Regions from separate parts of the Homo sapiens genome. Here all the other regions are linked to region 2. A link is a contact called in ENCODE Hi-C data. All regions are on one chromosome and are shown on one strand. Each heading gives the region's core, a stretch centred on a gene start or an enhancer-like site at or near the end of the contact. The rest is flanking DNA. Distances are from core to core; before and after follow the strand shown. Region 1 holds the start of PHF10 (PHD finger protein 10). Region 2 holds the start of RNASET2 (ribonuclease T2). Region 3 holds the start of DYNLT2 (dynein light chain Tctex-type 2).

Region 1 (2,998 bases), core at 194-2,693, 2.8 Mb after region 2:
CTACAGGACGGCTTCCCCTGCCAACGCGCACACGGCACACCGCGCACCGCACGAAGGCTGGCTGGCTCTGCAGCATTCCAGTTCCCACCGCCTTCTAATTTCAATCCAATTTCAAGCTTCCAGGCTTTTAAAACATCATTCCTCCCTTCCAACTTTCTGTCACAAACTGCTAGCCTAACTTTAGAACCAAAACGTTTTGATGCGTGACACTACTGCTCATCTCCATTTTCTCCACAAGCACCAATTTCTTTTCACCTCCTCAAGCAGTAAAAAGTTTTAACAGACTTCCGCTGAAAACATCCGGACGCTTGCGTATTAACTTAGTTATTACAGTAAGTTCACTGAGTGTGTTGATTTTCCATATCGTTCGCCACTCGGTTTTTGCAGTAAGCGTTCAAACACTTCGGCAAACTATGCGCGGAATGAACGCTGAGCGAACGCGCGCTTCTGCAGGCCCCTCCGAGGCCAACTCTCTCGGCCCCGGGCGCGTTCCGTCCCACGGCTGGCCTAGGAGGAGGCGTTTTGGGGACAAGCTTGTCAAGCAGGGCCGGCTGCCAACTTCGGGGAAGCCGCGCCGCGTCCCCCGCCCGCCCGCACTTGTTGCTCGCTAGAGGCCGCGGGCTCACCTCGGGGCCCCGCCTCGCCGACCACCCCCGGTCTCAGGCGCGGCGCCCGGCCTGGGCCCACGCCCCCGAGACGCTGGGCGGCCGCCGGTGGGACTGGGCCCACGCCCCGGCACCCAGGCCCGGGACGGGGTCAGGGTCGGGTCGCACCGGCCGCTTCCTCACCTTCGGGGACTGCGCTCCGGGGGTGGCTGGGTCGCTGTCGCACGGCCGCGGGGACAGCGCAGCCCCGGGCCCGGCCGCCGCCGCCATCAGCCCGAGCGCCCCGCGCCGCCGCCGCCGCCGTCGCCTCCGCCTTGTCCCGGCCGCCGCCGCCGCTGCCGCCGCCGCCGCCGCCGCCGCCGCGCGGGCCCCCCGCCGCCCCGGCCCCGCCCCCTCCGCCCGCCCGCCCGGGGGCCGGCCCCTGCCGCCGCGCGCCCCGCGGCCCGCCAGCGCCGCCGCCACCGCCATGGCCGTCGCCAGCGCGCCGCCCGCGCGGGAGGGCGCCAAAGGCTGGGAGGGCGCGGGGCTGCGGGCCGGAATGGAGGAGGCCCAGCGGCGGCGGCGCTTCTCACGTCAGCCCAACCCGCCCGGCCGCGGCCACCGCCTCAGCACCGTTGCCCCCCACAGCTCCGCCGCTGGCCTCAGCGCCGCCGCGACTCCCTTCAGCCCCGCCACTCGCTCGCCTCAGCCCCGCCGCTCGCTCGCCTCAGCCCCGCGGCCGCCTCAGCCCCGCCGCTCGCCTCAGCCCCGCCGCTCGCCTCAGCCCCGCCGCTCCCCTCAGCCCCGCGGCCGCCTCAGCCCCGCCGCCGCCTGGCTCCCCACGGCCCGGCGTTGTACTCGGCCGCGGCTCCCCCCAGCCCCCGGCGCGCCCCACCTCCCGCCCGCCCTCCGGCCCGCCCCGGCCCGGCACGTCGCCACTTGGCGCGCTCGCAGCCGCCCCCTCCCCGCGGCCCCCGGCCCGGCCCCTCCGCGCGTCACCCTCGTTCCCTCCCTCTCTCCGCGCCCCCGCCGCGCCCCTCCCCGCCCCTCCCGGGGGTCCCCGCCCCGCCCCCTCTCTGCCGGGGGTCGCCCTGCCCGGAGCAGTCGCGCGGAGACTGCGCGGCCTCCGCCTCTACGCGCTCGCGGTCGCCGCTCCTCTCCCGCCTTTGTTCTCGGGTCGCCCCTCTCGCTGGTGGCGCTCCGAGAGAGCAGCGGAGCCACCTGCCCAGGCCACGCTTCCCCGAGCATCCGCAGCTGCACCCGGGGGCTGTCGGCGCCCGCCCCGGAGCGTGCGGGAGGCACAGCGGGAAGAAGTCGCTGAGATTCGGCCCTCGTGGCTTTGCGTGCCCGCGTGGTTGATGCCTCCGCCGAGAACGCGGTCGGCCGGGAGCCGGGGAGGAGCGTGGACGCCGGCCTGGCAGGTACCCCCGCGAGAACGTGGGAGCCGGTGTATTTCAGCTGCATTTATTACTGATCTCGGGCTGCACCAGGGCACTTGTAGGACCGCACTAAAAACAGCGGAAAGTGAGGAGCCAAGCCTGGGTCCGGGGCGGCCCGCCGTACAGCTGGCCTCACGGATTCCACTGCCTGCGCCTGCAGATGACTTGTTCTGGAGAGTAGAGAATGTTCTCGGATTTAAAGTACAATCCGGTTTCCTTTCCATTCATTATAGTTGCCTACACTCAACAAACAAAAGTTGGGAAAGATAAAGGGATTATTCTAGCGCGTCACATTGACAAACACCGACGTTAACACGCTCAGTCCAGCCTGACTCACTTGCCTCAGGTCAGAGAGGTCACCACTGACGACGCCGGGCCCTCAAGCCGATCCTAATCCAGCTTGGTTCTCTCAGCCTCAGCCAGACCATCCGTTCTTGCCTCTGTCCCACCACGTGCAGGTGTAAGCTTCCGCCGCACTTCTTGTCTGAATCTGCCAAGAAGAAACTGCATCTTTCAGCTAAATTCTTTTCACTGATCAGGGTAGAGTTTAGCGGTTTTTTTTTTAAGAAAAAAAACAAAAACAAAAAAAAACTCTTAAGCTATTTGGTACTCCTCTCCCTCCGGGATTCTGTCTCTAGATTGTGAAAGCTGTCAGAGAATGGAGTCAGGGAAAGCCGTGATGGGAAAGTTCTCACTAATAATTGCCTGATATAAAGAATTAGCACAAAAGACTGCCAAAACCACAACCTTGCACAAAGGCCACAAAACTACACAAAAAAATGCTTCAAGGACATTTGCGCAGCAACTGCCTGTCCAACCTTGGACTGGCCATCCCCTTTGTTACTGATCTTTGTAGCCAAGGATAATTGTTTCAAAACAACTTACGTAATCCTCCTCGTTTTTCCTTTTAAACCCCTTATCTTCCTTTACCTCCCTGAATACACCTATAGTTTACTATGACACCATATTCTACAT
Region 2 (3,044 bases), core at 417-2,916:
CAGAGGCTGAGGCAGGAGAATCGCTTGAACCCGGGAGGTGGAGGTTGCAGTGAGCTGAGGTCACGCCACTGTACTCCAGCCTGAGTGACAGAGTAAGACTGTCTAAAAAAAAATAAATAAGTAAAACCCACCTTTTCCACACCTACTATGTAAGTAAGAAATCCTATTAACCCGATCATTACCCAAATAGAAAGAAATAATATGGTATTCAAATATTGGTATCTTCCACAGAATTAAAGTTGGAGTTCTTTGCAGCACCGCCTGTTTACCCCTAATTAATTTGGGCGGCTGCCACACACACACACGCACACACGCACGCACACACGCACGCACACACGCGCACACACGCACGCACGCACACACACGCACACACGCACACACACACACGCGCACACACGACACACACGCACAGACGCGCACACACGACACACACGCACACACACGCACGCACGCACACGCACACGCACGCACACACACACGCACACACAAACGCACACGCACACACACACACGCGCACACACACACGCGCACACACACACACACGCGGAGGGCGAGCCAAGGGAAGGGATTCAGAACAGGATACTCAAAAAGAGGAAGAACCGTCGTTTCACCACCCGCCGCAGTGAAAGCTGAAATTAAGTGTCCCCTCCACGACTTCTTCGACCTCTGAGAGAACTTCGAGTGCAGGAACAGTGCTCCACCAAGCCTGCCACCTGCTTTGTCGCGTCCTAGGCTGGGAGCAGTCTGTGGGATGAGTTTCCAGTCCAGCTCCAGGCTGGAGTGTACCCAGGACCTCACCCTACCCCCTACTCCTTCCCAGGGGTCACCCCGGGGAGTGTTCAGGGCTCCCCAACCCACTTCTTCCCAGGAGTCACCCCAGAGCGTGCCCAGGGCTCCCCCCAACCCACTCCTTCCCAGAGGTCACCCCGGGGCGTGCTCAGGACTCCCCTCATCGCACTCCTTCCCAGAGGTCACTTCTGAGTGTGCTAAGGGCTCCCCCCAACCCACTCCCTCCAGGGGTCACCCCGAGGCGTGCTCAACTTCCCAACTTCTTCCCAGGGGTCACCCCGGAGCGTGCTCGGCTCCCCCCGCCCTCCCCAGTCGCTGCCCGGGGCTCAGCGACCGCCGACCCCGAGAGCTGCAGCCTTCACCCAGTGGAAAGCTCTAGGGCCCGGCTCCCACGCTCCCCACTTTACCTCGCAAGGTAACTCACCGCAGGCGCTTGTCCGCACCGCCCAGGCAAAGCAACGCCAGGCAGAGGCAGCCCAGCAGGGCCCCGCGCAGGGCTGCAGGGCGCATGGTGCCGACCTGCGGAGAGAACGCTGCCAGCTGCCGCTCCGGCTCCCACTTCCCACCTGCTGCCCGAGGAAGACTTCCGGGAGAAACGCTGTCTCCGAGCCCCCGCGCCGCCGCGCTCCCTCCGCTGCAGCAGCGGCCACCGGGTGCGCCCGGAGCCCTGGGACGGCCTAAACCAGTATCTCGCGGGCCCCGCGCCGGGCTCCGGGAATGGCCGCAGCAGCCCTGGCGACCCGGGCCCCTCGGAGCTCCCCTTCAGGATCGTGCACCAAGCGCGCACGTCCCGGGCTCTGCTTCGCGACCCACAGCGACCCCAGCTCCTCCACGCTGCAGCCGCCGTCCGCCCACGACCACGGTCAGTCGCGTTGCTCCCAGCCCAGGGCGCCCTGCGGGCCTGCACCGGAGCAGAGAGCCACGCCCCCAGGACGGCACGCCCCCGCCGGTGGACACGCCCCCCAGAACGGCACGTCCCCGCCCGGCGTTCACGCCCCGCCCCGTGGTTGGCTCAGAGAGGCCGAGGCAGGAGCAGCTCCGCGGGCCTTGAGGGCGTGTCAGGCGGCTGTGTTCCTTCGCCACGCAGGCGCCCCGCGCCTTTTCCCGCAGCTCTGCGCCACTCCCACACTCCCGGGTCCGAGCTAACCTAGACCACCCGTGAGGACCGCCCTCGGGGGGACCGCCCGTGTCTGCGCCATCCCCCGCCAGCAAGTGGGCGTGCGGGCCCCAGGGCCACTCTACTCTCCAGGGACAGCCCCCAGCCCGACCCGCGCACCCTGCAGGCCCGCGGTCCGCACGCAGCACCCGCTTTCAAAAACTGCGCCCTGCAAGCTGCCCGGGAGCTCCTGACTGCAGATGGTGCTTGGCCGCCCAGGCTCCCCGCAGCCTCCCGCCACCTCGGCGCTCCACTGCGCAGCCCGAGGGACGGCTCCAGAATTAGGAGGGGACCTACTCGGGTCACTCTCCTGGAAACCTCTCCAGTCTCCCGGTGCTAGGTGCTGGGAGCACCAACATTCCTAGAAGGGCCTGGCCCTCACCCAGCCCTGGGCCTCACCTGCCCCTCCCCGCGGGCCCCAGGAGCCCGGAAGTCATCTCTGTGGGGGCAGCAAAGAGCCGCCTCGGGGCGCGACCTGGGAAGTCATCTTGTGAGGGATCCCCTCCCAGAGGGACGGGCCACCCCCCACGGATGAAGGGGACTTCATGTCAGCCCCACCTTGGCGTAGCCAGGGCCAGTCCCATAGGCCCGGTCTCCTCCCCCAACACCCTGGCCTTCCCAGCCCTTCAGAGGCACGGGTTCCCCTGCACCCGCGGCCCCGCCCACGGGCTGTGCACCCGGCATTGTCTCTGCAGATGTTTCTCCTCTTTCCCTTCCCTGTCCGCACACCCACAGCTAGTTAAGGCTATTCCTATTTACACGTCGAGTAAACTGCGCCTTCCTCGGGGTCCTCTGCCACTGGTAACTGTCTAAATAGCAGGTGGGCCTGTAGCCTGCTCTCCCACAGGCCTGGACCTTGCCTGCATGCATTACCATTCTTTGAAACAAAATATTTAAATGATTAATCTGTTTTTCCCACTAGACTGCAAGGCAAGGCCCATGTCTATTTTGCCCACCTTGAGTCCCTGCCACTGAGCACAGTGGATGGGGGACAGTCGGTGCTCAATAAAATGCCACCTGTGGAACAGATGGGGGGGGAAAATGGCTGACACCTCCTTAGCTCCTCCAGGACCTCCTACAGGTCATGGTGTTATTCTCG
Region 3 (3,043 bases), core at 31-2,530, 2.8 Mb after region 2:
CAGCATAGTGTTTGGGAGTGTGAAGTTTTAAGTCCAACTGATTTAGGTTTCTAGCCCTGCTCTGCTCTTTTTCTTAGCTGTGTAAACTTGGCCTGTTTGCTTTTCCTCCTTTATTTAGTTCGTTCTTTCCTCTGTAAAATGTAGACACCAGGGAAACAAGAACCTGAAATTTCGCCATTATTTTGAGAATTCTCTTTTTAAGAGTAATCTTAAAATGTTTTAGGGTCTTCAAAAAATTGTTTTGCCTGTCATCTCTATCTTCATCCTATTATAGGTCCACGAAGTAAGTACGAAGAGAAACCAGTATAGGCCAATTGGACCGAGTACTAGCATACAGGTTCTGGTCCCAGCTCTATCATTACAGCTTTGTATCCTTGGGCAAACTAATTTTCTGTTAAAGTATCAATAAAATATAGAGTCTTTAATACATTAACGGTTTTCAAAGCCTAATCATATAGAAATACCTGTTATACCACCAATAAAACTGAATAATGACCCTTTCCATCAATATCAGTAAGTTTTGGACAGGGTATTTTCAACTTAAGTTTTTTTCTCCTGTACATTCTTCAAATATCCAGACTGCTGATGTTTTAAAAACCCAAAACATGGCACTATTCTGCCTGGTTTATCAAATTATTTTTTTAATACAACACACTCATTTTTCGCTAGCAAAACTGCTTATAATGGCACTAAATACACTAACATACTGTGTTTTAGTACAAAGCAATAATACTCAGAGTACTCTCAGGAAATCCGCAAGCTGAGTAAATTTGAAAAGAAGATCTTGTAACCACCCTTCCAATCGACTTATGTAGGGTTCTATGGCCCTAATTAAAAAACAAGAAAACTTTAGCACTCAAGTCCAAAGGGGACTGCCCAACTCAGTCTCAGGCTTCAATTTCGCATCTGGGGAAAAAAGAAACACAAAAGGGAGATGCTGCCTCCTTGGCTCTGGGGGTGGTGACGGGAGCGGGGCCCACTGGGGAGCGATTTCACTTAAACGGTCGGACATAGCCGTCTCGGGCCCCTAGCAGTCTCCGCACTCACTGCCTCCTTCTCGAACATGCTAGGCCTCCTTTCTTTCCTAGGCGTCACCGGAGCCTGCTGAGGGGTCTGGTTCGGGGTCTGGATGGGGCTCGACTTCACGCCTCGGCCTCGCTTCTCCATCTCGCTCTGTTCTCCAAGACGCCCACCGCCTCCCCTTCACCGCCGGCGGTCAAACGCCCTAGCCAGTCCCGCGAGGGCGGAAGTCTCCCACCTGCGCCTCGTACGGTAGGAAGTGCCCGCCAGGGCTCCAAAGCGCCTGGAGGAGGGGCGCGCAGGCGCCTGCGTCATTCACGCGCGCCGCAGCGGGGCACCGGAAGTTATGGAGGTAGGGCGGGTGTAGGGCCCGGTTCGATCCCGAGCTAGGCAGGGAGTCGGCGCCAGGCTGGGTGGTGCTCGGCTACGCGGAGTGGGCGAGCGAGCACGCGCCTGCGGTGGCCGGCGGTCCCGCGCTGGAGGGCGCTGGCGACGTCGCGGCCCTGGCCTCTGTGGCGGTATCGGACGCTCGGCCCTGCAAGACGCCTGGCGGGCCCTGCCGGCCTCCCTGGGCCAGGCTCGGTTTCTCCGTCGCCTCCTGGCCCTGAGCTGGAACGCGGCGGACGGTCAGGGAGGGCTGTGCGCGGTGGCGCGGGGGCGGAAAGCCGCAGGTCGGGCTCTCACCTGACCGTGGCTCGTTCCTAGAAGCGCAGTTTCCTAGTCGCTGCCTGTAGGGTCCACACTCGGACAGTAAATTTGTGTTCATCGCCGGGCGTGGTGGGGCCTGTGGTCCCATCTACTCCGTAGGCTGAGGTGGAAGGATCGCTTTAGCCCAGGAGGTGGAGGCTGCAGTGAGCCGAGATCGCGCCACTGCACCCCTGTCTGGGCGACGGCGAGACCCCGTCTCCAAAATGATGATAACGATAACTACCATTTTTGAGTACTATGTGCTAGATGCTTTTCATGTGTTATCTGATTACTGTAGCCCTACCAGGTGCAGCCTGGCACCGTTTTATTTCACTTAGAACTGAGATTCCGATAAAGTAACTTTTCCAAGGCAAGAGGTAGTCAGAGGCTGAGGAATGATTCAAATTTAAGTCCAGCTCCAAAGCACCGGCCCAGTGTAGTCTGCAGAGTTCCAGCCCCATAGAGCCACATGGAGGATGCGAGTGACAATCGCCAATCAACAAATAGTTGATGTAGATTTCTTTAGTGATGACTTAATTGTTAGGGCCTGCTGGGATTGTTCGAAAACCAGGGCTGAGAGTGGAAAGTGCAACTTCTGGGTGCAGGAGGAGCAAACAGGGCAACTGATAGCAGTTTCCACATTAGGAAGCTGCCCAGAGCTAATTATGACTGTCACAACACAGCCCCCCCTTAACTCAACACACCAAAATAAAGAGCTTCGGTTCCGCTTTAGATCCTGAATTTGACTTCTTTGCAGGTTTATACGATGGTCTTAGTGTCATGTGGGGTAATTGTGAGGATTTCGATTGTATTTAATTCTCCATGGAAAACCAGTACGGTTTGCTACTTTTTACATGGCAGGGAAGGCTAAACTTTACCTCTGCCCATCTTAGTTCGGAGTGACCCCTTTAACAAATGAAAGGATAACAAGAAAAAAGTTTATTCTTGGACAGAGTACACATCACAAGGGATAAACCTTAATGAGAAGTAACTTGAAATGGTGGCTTAGAACTACATTTGTATACCATCTTCAACAAAGAACTGTAGATTTGCAGAGAAGTGACAGGACACAGGAGAGCAGTTTTAGGCTTCAAAGGGCAGGAAATTGGGAAGGTAGATACATATTCGGAAACTAATGGAGTAAGAATTGTTTGCAGATTCCCCTGGTACCTTAACTGGTCTGGTAAGTCTAAAGTTATCCCCAGTAAAGAATTTATATCCTGTCTTTGGGCGGAAGAGGGGGAGGATAGAGAGAGCTTTTCCTTCATTTGCTGCCTCTTGTCTTCAGCTCAAATTTGTTGTTGTTTTTATATCGAAGAGGCATGTTTTGGGATGA

Evidence for each region. A loop is a pair of places that touch in the nucleus more often than their neighbours do. Pooled maps may share reads with other maps.
Region 1: a map of CD4-positive, alpha-beta memory T cell shows a loop between it and region 2 (6-fold over the local background). The contact joins the promoter of PHF10 here to the promoter of RNASET2 in region 2. A Hi-C loop is called at or near these places in 2 of 168 maps with a recorded cell type or tissue (CD4-positive, alpha-beta memory T cell and naive thymus-derived CD4-positive, alpha-beta T cell) and 8 of 50 pooled maps.
Region 3: a loop to region 2 is called in a map with no recorded cell type, with 6 times the contacts of the local background. The contact joins the promoter of DYNLT2 here to the promoter of RNASET2 in region 2. A Hi-C loop is called at or near these places in 2 of 37 single-sample maps with no recorded cell type and 7 of 50 pooled maps.

What each region holds. Positions count from the first base shown.
Region 1 is chr6:169,723,057-169,726,054 of GRCh38, forward strand. It overlaps PHF10 (PHD finger protein 10), which reads right to left and starts at 1,444. Exons shown (of 12, transcript NM_018288.4): 1 at 789-1,444. The coding sequence starts at 875. It also overlaps a transcript of DYNLT2 not described here. RefSeq lists silencers at 546-925, 1,026-1,265, 1,336-1,635 and an enhancer at 1,567-2,109.
Region 2 is chr6:166,954,884-166,957,927 of GRCh38, forward strand. RNASET2 (ribonuclease T2) reads right to left here and starts at 1,667. Exons shown (of 9, transcript NM_003730.6): 1 at 1,214-1,667. The coding sequence starts at 1,299. RefSeq lists silencers at 1,433-2,192, 2,233-2,332, 2,603-2,652.
Region 3 is chr6:169,750,292-169,753,334 of GRCh38, forward strand. DYNLT2 (dynein light chain Tctex-type 2) reads right to left here and starts at 1,281. Exons shown (of 4, transcript NM_174910.3): 1 at 1,048-1,281. The coding sequence starts at 1,167. ERMARD (ER membrane associated RNA degradation) reads left to right here and starts at 1,331. Exons shown (of 18, transcript NM_018341.3): 1 at 1,331-1,372. The coding sequence starts at 1,367.